2 separate regions of the Homo sapiens genome follow, and region 2 is linked to region 1. A link is an interaction called in ENCODE POLR2A ChIA-PET data of the cell type or tissue named here. Cell type or tissue: PC-9. All regions are shown on one strand.

Region 1 (5,000 bases):
GATGACACTTTTTTTTTTCCTGTGATCAGTTGACTTTAAAATATGTTTGTTAAAAAAAAGTATAGGTGGCCGGATGCAGTGGCTTACGCCTGTAATCCCAGCACTTTGGGAGGCCGGGGTGGGCGATCATTTGAGGCCAGGAGTTCGAGACCAGCTTGTTCAACATGTGAAACCCCGTCTCTACTAAAAATACAAAAATTAGCCGGGCGTGGTAGTGCGCGCCTGTAGTCTCTGCTACTTGGGAGACTGAGGCAGAGAATTGCTTGAACCTGGGAGGTGGAGGCTGCAGTGAGCTGACATCACACCACTGCATTCCAGCCTGGGTGACAGAGCGAGACTCCATCTCAGAAAAAAAAAAAAAAGTATAGGTTTCCGGCTGGGCACCGTGGCACATCCTGTAATGCCAGCACTTTGCGAGGTTGAGGTGGGCGGATTGCTTGAGCCTAGGAGTTCAAGACCAGTCTAGGCAACATAGTGAGACCCCATCTCTATTTTTATTTAAAAATTAAACCAAAAACAAAAAAGGATGGGTTTCTGATTTGTCTTTGAAAAACAGTCATGAGTTTTCGTTTAAAAAAGCTTCACTATAAGCTGGGCACAGTGGCTCACGTCTATAATCCCAGCACTTTGGGAGGCCAAGGTGGATGGATCGCGAGGTCAGGAATTCGAGACCAGCCTGACCAATATGGTGAAACCCCCTCTCTACTAAAAATACAAAAAAATTAGCCAGGCGTGGTGGCGCATGCCTGTAATTTCGGTTACTTGGGAGGCTGAGGCAGGAGAATTGCTTGAACCCGGGAGGCGGAGGTTGCAGTGAGCCAAGTCGCGCCACTGCACTCCAGCCTGGGCAACAGAGAGAGACTCCGTCTCAAAAAAAAAAAAAAAAGCTTCACTATATATTTATACCTGTTAAACTTCTTCAAGTTTCTGAGATGGAGTTTTTAAAATTTGAAGCTTTAAGAGACTTTAGAAATAAATTGATCTAACTCTTTCATTTACAGAGACCCGGAAGGGCAAATAACTTGCTTGAGGTTGTATAGCCAGTTAATGTCAGTCACCAGACTAGAGCCCAGGTCTCTGGACTTGTGCTCTAGTATCCTCCTCTCTTCTTGACAGGAGGTTAATATTCATCCTTTTAAATTATAATGACATTTTACATGTATAGCTCCACATATTGAATACTTGTTTTTGTAGCATAAAACTATTCATTTTTAACATGGGAAAACATTGAAAATGAGAAATGCTTGTATCAATAAGTTGGAGTCTTTAGAGATAAAAATATTTATTTTAGTCTTACATGTGTATGGTTTTCTGCCTAATTAGAAACACAGATTCCTTAGTGTTAGAAAAGATTCTGTATTCACAACAGCATTAGGCTTAGGCATTGTTGTTCTCTATAACTTTTTGCTCTTTAAAAGTTTAGCAATTTTCAAGCATAGTTTTATTCCTCTTTATTGTGATCATAACACTTTCCAAATTTTTTCTATTGACCATTGAGTCTTGGCAGAAGCAAAGGGAGGAGCTAGGCCAGTGAGAAAGCTATTATGAATGGAGTGCATGGCAGCTGTACAAGGATACTGTTGGTTTCCCGGAGCTAAGCACGTTTCTTTTTAACATTGTTCTGAGTGATGCTGTAAATGTACAGGCAGAAGTAAACAAAAGGCAGCCATTTTTGCCACTGCAGGATTTGGAATGCAAAATAAAGTTAGCCAAATGGAGGACAGACTAAGCAGGAAAATATTTGTATCTTTTAGAAATTTTTTGGTGAATTTTTGTTTTTTGGTTCATGTTTGTTTTTTGAAGGTTAACTATGACTGCCAGTTTAAAATTCACTAAATAATATAGGCAGATTGTTTGGGTTTTTGATGTTTGTTAACTATTGACTTGAATTATTCACACAGGGCCTTTAGGAACCATTTTTTAAAAGAGGTTATACATAATAAGGACTTTTTTTCCTTTCCAAAGAATATTAATATCGAGAGTATCAAGAGCATGGCCAGGCGTGGTGGCTCTTGCCTGTATATAATCCCAGCATTTTGGGATGCCAGGAGGCAGGATAACTTGAGGCCAGGAGTTTGAGACCAGCCTGGGTAACATAGTGAGGCCCTATCGCTGCAAAAAATAGTTTAAAAAATTATCCAGGTGTGGTGGCGTGTACCTGTAGTCCCGGCTACTTGGGAGGTCTAGTTGGGAATGTCTCTTGAGTCCAGGAGTTCAAAGCATTTGAGGTATGATCATGCCACTGTGCTCCAGCCTGGGTGACAGAGCAAACCACCCCACACCCTTCCTTTTTTTTTTTTTTTTTTTTTTTTTTTTTTAAAGAGACAGATCTTGCCATCTTGCCCAGCTGGTCTCAAACTCCTAGGTTCAAGCCATCCTCCCGTCTCAGCCTTTCAAAGTGCTGGGATTACAGACATGAGCCACCATGCCTGGCCTTTTTAAAATTTTTGGTTTTTATTTTATTTTACTTTATTTTATTTTGTTTTGTTTTATATTTTATTTTGAATTATGTTATGTTATGTTATGTTATTATGTTATGTTATTTTATTTTAAGACAGAGTCTCGCTCTGTCACCCACACCGGAGTGCAGTGGCCTGATCTCTGCTCACTGCAAACTCCATCTCCCAGGTTCAAGCAATTCTCCTGTCTCAGCCTCCCAAGTAGCTGGGACTACAGGCGCCCGCCACCACGCCCGGCTAAATTTTTTTTTATTATTATTTATTTATTTTATTATTTATTTATTTTGAGACAGCGTCTCTCTCTCTCTGTTGCCAGGCTGGAGTGCAGTGGCGTGATCTCAGCTCACTGCAACCTCTGCCTCCCAGGTTCAAGTGATTCTCCTGTCTCAGCCTCCCGAGTAGCTGGGATTACAGGCACGTGCCACCACACTCAGCTAATTTTTGTATTTTTTGTAGAGATGGGGTTTCACCATGTTGGCCAGGCTGGTCTCGATCTCCTGACCTCATGATCTGCCCACTGCAGCCTCCCGAAGTGCTGGGATTACAGGTGTGAGCCAATGCCCCTGGCAATTTTTTTTTGAGACTCTATCTCTTAAAAGATGAAGAAAAAAGAGTACCTACCTGTATATTCTTTGAGGTCTGTGTTAGTGTTCCATAGTTGAAGACTTAAGAGTTAGTGCAGTGCTGATTTCCCTGGTCATGATGATTCATTTTCAAAAGATCTTGAGAAAACCAGACATTTAGTATACAAATGAACTTTAAGAGGTGACATGCTAAAGAAGGACAAATAACACTTGTGGAGGGGACATGGTACTAGTTTAAAAATACTAATTCATGAAATGTTTTGGAAACATTTTGTGTTACATTGTGAGGGCTGATACATTGTCATGAACATTTATTGATTGCATATGATACAGGTTTTAGTTTAGTTTTTTGTTGTTGTTGAAGGGATGTGTGGTTGACCCTAGAACAGCTAGGAGGTTAGGGGCACAGACCACCCCACGTCCCATCCACCTCAGTCCCTGTCCCCCTCATTACCTCCAGCCACTGCCCCCCATTGAAAGTCACACATAACTTTTGACTCCCTGCCAAAAGTTAACCAGTAATAGCCTACTGTTGACCAGAAGCCTTACTGATAACATAAAACAGCTTATTAACATGTTATTTTGTACATACATGTATTATATCATGTGTTCTTACAATAAAGTAAGCCAGATTAAAGAAAACATTATTTTTTGTATTTTTTGTTTGTTTGAGATGGAGTCTTGCTCTGTCGCCAGGCTGGAGTGCAGTGGCGTGACCTTGGCTCACTGCAACCTCTGCCTCCCGGGTTCAAGCGATTCTCCTGCGTCAGCCTCCTGAGTAGCTGGGATTACAGAAGAAAACATTGAAAAAATCATAAGGAGGATAAAATATTTACGATTCATTAAGTGGAAGTGGATCTTCATCCTCTTTGTCTTCATGTTGAGTAGGAGGAGGAGGGGTTGGCTGCTGTCTCGGGTGGCAGAGATGGAATAAATAGAAGAGGTGGAGCGGGAGGCAAGGGGGCAGGCACACTTGGTATAACTTTTATTGAAAAAGAACTTCGTATAAGCAGACCCACGCTTTCAAACCCATGTTGTTGAAGGGTCAACTGTATACCTTTTTTTCAGAGGTATTAGGCAAGTACTCCGTTTTATCCTAAACTCTTTGGGGTGTGTGTGTGTGTGTGTGTGTGTGCGCGCGCTTGTATGTATGCATGTATTTATTTATTTATTTGAGACAGAGTCTTGCTCTGTTGCCCAGGCTATGAGTGCAGTGGCGTGATCTCGGCTCACTGCAACCTCCACCTCCCGGGTTCATGCAATTCTCCTGTCTCAGCCTCCCCAGTAGCTGGGACTACAGGTGCATGCCACCATGCCTGGCTAATTTTTGTATTTTTAGTAGAAACGGGGTTTCATCATGTTGGTCAGGCTGGTCTCCAACTCCTGACGTCAGGTGATTCTCCCGCCTTGGCCTCCCAAAGTGCTGGGATTACAGGTGTGAGTTACTGTGCCTGGCCTTATGTTTTGTTTTTGTTTGGAGACAGGGTCTCATTCTGTCCTACAGGCTGGAGTGTGGTGATGCAGTCTTGGTTCACTGCAGCCTCAGCCTCCTAGGCTCAATTGATCTTTTCACCTCAGCATCCCAAGTAGTTGGGACTACAGGCATGTGCACCACATCCAGTTAATTTTTGGTATTTTTTGTAGAGATAGGGTTTTGCCATGTTGTCCAGGCTAGTCTTGAACTCCTAGGCTCAAGCGATCTGCCCACCTCAGCGTCAGCTTCAGCTCCCAAGGTTCTGGGATTACAGATGTAAGACACCGTATCCAGCCAATATAAATATTTTCTTTTTTTTTTTTTTTTTTTTGAGACAGAGTTTCGTTCTTGTTGCCCATGCTAGAGTGCAAAGGTGCTACCTCAGCTCGCTGCAACCTCCGCCTCCCGGGTTCAACCGATTCTTCTGCCTCAGCCTCCCGAGTAGCTAGGATTACCGGCATGTGCCACCACGCTTGGCTAATT
Region 2 (5,000 bases), 61 kb after region 1:
AAGATATTTTCCTCATCCTTGATTTGATGAAAATTGTAAGGGTATTTTTGGTTTGTTTGTTGTGGGTTTCCTTTCTTTCATTGAGCTAGGTATGTAATAAACCCTTTCTATTTGGATATTTATGTCCTTTAAGTCTTGAAGTCTTGGAAATGTTTGTATTTCTCTGATCACTTATTTTCCATTTATAAATTTATAAAGGTTCCACCTTTTCTGGAGCCTTATATGCTATGATAAAAGAATATTGCGGCCGGGTGCGGTGGCTCATGCGTGTAATCCCAGCACTTTGGGAGGCCGAAGCGGGCAGATCACCTGAGATCAGAAGTTCCATACCAGCCTGGCCAGTGTGGTGAAACCCTGTCTCTACTAAAAATACGAAAATTAGCCAGGCATGGTGGCGCATGCCTATAATCCCAGTTACTTGGGAGGCTGAGGCCAGAGAATGGCTTGAACCTGGGAGGCAGAGGTTGCAGCGAGCTGAGATCGCACTATTTCACTCCAGCCTGGGCAACAAGAGTGAGACTCCATCTCAAAAAAAAAAAAAAAGACTATTGCAAGGATCCATTATGATGTTGAGACATGAATGTAAAAATATGATTAGTTCAACCCTCTGTGCCTAAGGAATGAGAGAAAGATTGATGATCGGCAGAGAGGGCCTTCCAGAATGGGGAAAGGATTTAAAGAATGATACGGAAGTCGAAATAATCATTAGAATGTGCAGGAAACACTGAGGAGATGAGCCTGAATAGAGCAGCGTTGATGCTTGTTAGGGAGTTGTGGGAAATACCTTTCTTTGGTTGCAGAGACCAGATTAGAAAGACTTGTGAAAGCTGGGCAGGAGGGTGAGATTTTGTAACAGGGCAAATTGGGAGTTACTGGTGGTTTTTGAGTTGGTGAGTGTTTAAGAATGGCTAAGCTGATAGTGGTAAGCAGAAGGATGTGGTGAGATAAACTACAAGTTGGGAAGTTCACTAGGTTGTTTTAATAAATCACGGCCACCCGCGGTGGCTCACGCCTGTAATGCCAGCCCTTTGGGAGGCCAAGGCAAGGAGGATCACTTTAGCCCAGAGGTTTGAGTCCACCCTGGGCAACATGACAAGACCCCGTCTACCCGTGCCTTCCCCGCGCCCCAAAAAAAAAAAAGCCACATGTGGTGGCGCACAGCTTGTCCCAGCTACTTGAGAGGCTGAGGCAGGAGGATGGCTTGAGCCCAGGAGGTCAAGGCTGCAGTGCACCATGTTTGTGCCACTGCAGTCCAGCCTGGGCTACAGAGCAAGACCCTGTCTCCCATAAATAAGTAAGGTCTGGGGTTGGTAAGTAGAATGAAATGAAATATACAGGTATGAGAATCTTTTAGGGAAAAATCAGCAGGATATAGCTACTGACAAAATAATTATGATGAAGTGAGAGGAGGCTTGACTAGTAACTTTGACTTTTGTCATTGAGCTGTTTAGCTGCTCATGCTGCATTGTCAGCTAATTGGGAACCCGTTATCTTAAGCATGTGGATAAAGCAAAGAGTTAAAGATGAGAGCTTTTCTGTCATCCACCACCCAGCACTAATAACATGACTAAATATGGCTGTTTTTCTGTCAGTGTTGCTTTGCTGTTGGGGAATTTAAATGCAGAGTAGCATTTTTTTTTTAATGAATTACTGTGTATCTCTTGACAGCTTACTTTGACAAGCTTATCAGCTATTCCTAAGCCTGCTATAGGCAGGGAAATGGAAAAGGTTATATATGTGTTCTTTCTTCTAATTTGGTACCTCATTTTTTAGAGCTCAAATTGACAGAAAATATTAATCCTTTTTAATTCTTTCTTTTTTTTTTTTTTTTTTTTTTTTTTTTTTGAGATGGAGTCTTGCTCTTTTGCCCAGGCTGGAGTGCAGTGGCGCTATCTCGGCTCACTGCAAGCTCCGCCTCCCGGGTTCATGCCATTCTCCTGCCTCAGCCTCCTGAATAGCTGGGACTACAGGCGCCCGCCACCACACCTGGCTAATTTTTTGTATTTTTAGTAGAGACGGGGTTTCACCGTGTTAGCCAAGATGGTCTCGATCTCCTGACCTCGTGATCCACCCGCCTCAGCCTCCCAAAGTGCTGCGATTACAGGCGTGAGCCACCACGCCTGGCCTTAATTATTGAATTGAAATAATTTATTTCTTTGGAAGGACTCAAGATGCTTTTTAGTGATATTCTTGATCATTTTTCTTTACAAATTCACCTTAAAAAAATTTTTAGTTAAAATTTTTTAGAGGGATCTCACTATGTTGACAAGGCTGGTCTTGAACTCCTGGCCTCAAGCAATCCTCCTGCCTCCCCAAATGCAGGATTACAGGTGTGAGCCACTGTACCGACTCTCATCTTCTTTCTTACCTTAATAACCCATAGAGAATTCACCGTCATCGATCTCTTTCTTTATTATGTCCCTTAAACATTGTTTTCCCAGGTACTTTGTTAAGAGGTTAATATCTGCACCCCCCGCCCCACTGCCATCCTTTTTTTTTATTTTATTTTTGTCGAGACAGGCTCTTGCTCTGTTGCCCAGGCTGGAGTACAGTGGCTAGATTATGGTTCACTGCAGTCTCAAACTCCTAGGCTCAAGCAGTCTTCCTGTTTTAGCCTCCCAAATAGCTGTGTGCCACCATGGCCCAGCTAATTTTTTATTTTATTTTTTGTAGAGATGGGGTCTCATTATGTTGCCCATACTGGTCTCGAACTCCTGCCTCCCAAAATGTTAGTATTACAGGTGTGGGCCACTGTGCATGGCCTGCCCCTTACTTTTTATATGGATTCCTATTTTTAATCTTGAAAAGATTTTTTTCTTTCTCCAAAGATGAGGGGGTAGAAAACTGTTGTAATTTTTAAAGTTGTAAACTAGGAAACTTTTTGTAGCCCTGTCCTTTCTAGATAGATTACCTGTAGCTTGCCATGGGTATGGTGTTTCTGTGATTGAGAGTGCCCTCTTATGGTGACACAAAAATTATTCAGGAAGTGCTAGAGTCTCTGGAAGTTTTTTAAGAGGGTGTGTGCGACCTCAAACCTAGGTCTGGCCCATTTGTAGTTTAAGTGTTCCCATGGTATTTGCCATCCACAGCTTTAGGAGAGTTGAAAGATGCCATTTCCCCAAACGAAAGTAATCTGTTAAATTTTTTATGTACCCTAGGTGGAACGGCCGCCTTCTCCATTCTCCATGGCCCCACAAGCTTCCCTTCCCCCGGTGCCACCACGACTTGACCTTCTGCCGCAGCGAGTATGTGTTCCCTCAAGTGCTTCTGCTCTTGGAACTGCTTCTAAGGTAAAGCATTTTCCATTACTGCAGTTTTTGGATTCTTTGCTGTGTACTAGTGGGTTTTTACTGATTTGCTTTCACCCTGCTTCCACAGGCTGCTTCTGGCTCCCTTCATAAAGACAAACCATTGCCAGTACCTCCCACACTTCGAGATCTTCCACCACCACCGCCTCCAGACCGGCCATATTCTGTTGGAGCAGAATCCCGACCTCAAAGACGCCCCTTGCCTTGTACACCAGGCGACTGTCCCTCCAGAGACAAACTGCCCCCTGTCCCCTCTAGCCGCCTTGGAGACTCATGGCTGCCCCGGCCAATCCCCAAAGTACCAGTATCTGCCCCAAGTTCCAGTGATCCCTGGACAGGAAGAGAATTAACCAACCGGCACTCACTTCCATTTTCATTGCCCTCACAAATGGAGCCCAGACCAGATGTGCCTAGGCTCGGAAGCACGTTCAGTCTGGATACCTCCATGGTGAGTCTTAATTTTGAAACTATCTAACCTGTTAAGAAATATGTGTGGGCCAGGCACAGTGGCTCATGTCTGTAATCCCAGCAATTTGGGAGGCCAAGGTGGGTGGATCGCTTGAGCCGAGGATTTCGAGACCAGCCTGGGGGACGTAGTGAAACCCTGTCTCTACAAAAATTACAAAAATTAGCTGGGCGTGGTGGCACTTGCCTGTAATTCCAGCTACTCGGGAGGCTGAGGTGGGAATATTGCTTGGGCCCAGGAGGCCAAGCTTTCAGTGAGCCATGATGGCGCCACTGCACTCCAGCCTAGGCAATAGAGTAAGACCCTGTCTTGAAAAAAAAGAAGAAAGAAAAAGAAATATGTGTGGATAGAAGTTTATGGGTTGAAATTTTGTGATAAGTTTTATATGGAATTCAGAGATGCTATAACATAATTCCTACCCTCAAGAAATATGGCTGGGCGTGGTGGCTCACACCTGCAATCACAGCACTTTAGGAGGCCGAGGCGGGTGGATCACCTGAGGTCAGGAGTTTGAGACCACCCTGGCTAACATGATGAAACCCCGTCTCTACTAAAAATACAAAAAATTAACTGGGCCTGGTGGTGGGTGTCTGTAATTCCAGCTACTCAGGAGGCTGAGGCAGGAGATTCATTTGAACCTGGAGGCAGAGGTTGCAGTGAGCTGAGATCAGGTGATTGCACTCCAGCCTGGGCAACAAGAGTGAAACTTTGTCTCAAAAAAAAAATGTGTATATTCACAGACCAGATGAGGCAGTTTGTAAATATTGCAGTAAATGTCCTTTCATAAATGCCATTTGTAATCTAACTAGAAAACACTTAAGTTTTAGAGAAATAAGAGGTTATTCCCAGATAGGGCAATCATGAGAACTTTATAGAAGGAGTGGCATCTGAGATCTGAAGTATTTCTTTGGAAAGTGGATACGGTTTTCAGATTGATAACAGCCACAATGACAGAAATGCCTAAGGTGTATTGTGGAATGATGATTAGGTTATTTTAAGTAGAGCAGAAATTTTGTCAGTAGGAGAAAGAACTGGAAAGGAACATCACACTAGATTAGAGAGAGTTGAATACCCTCTCCCAAAAGAATTTTAATTTGTATGGTAGGAAATGAAGAGCATTTGAAGGGGGTAGGTTATTGGTCCTTTGTCTAAATATGCAAGAAAGGGTCCAGAACTGAGAGGTGGGAGAGGAATATTTGATGTTTTGTTCATTTATGCACTTAACA

What was found. ChIA-PET counts read pairs that join two places held together with the same protein. Peaks named below come from ENCODE experiments on the same cell type or tissue, not always from the same donor. Only the 100,000 strongest peaks of a DNase experiment are listed, where the experiment ranks them.
Region 2: POLR2A ChIA-PET joins it to region 1 with 6 read pairs; 15 of 35 experiments call an interaction of 5 or more read pairs at or near these places.

The regions. Positions count from the first base shown.
Region 1 is chr11:119,220,897-119,225,896 of GRCh38, forward strand. The region is part of intron 1 of CBL (Cbl proto-oncogene); the gene reads left to right. Among named protein-coding and RNA genes, the nearest start is that of CBL, 17 kb to the left of the region's middle. In PC-9, no CTCF peak of the experiment used is centred here; no DNase peak of the experiment used is centred here; H3K27ac peaks cover 861 bases.
Region 2 is chr11:119,281,811-119,286,810 of GRCh38, forward strand. CBL (Cbl proto-oncogene) reads left to right here. Exons shown (of 16, transcript NM_005188.4): 10 at 3,159-3,290; 11 at 3,379-3,756. Among named protein-coding and RNA genes, the nearest start is that of MIR6756, 29 kb to the right of the region's middle. In PC-9, CTCF peaks have their summits at 2,976 (motif pointing left) and 3,176; a DNase peak (open chromatin) is centred at 2,971.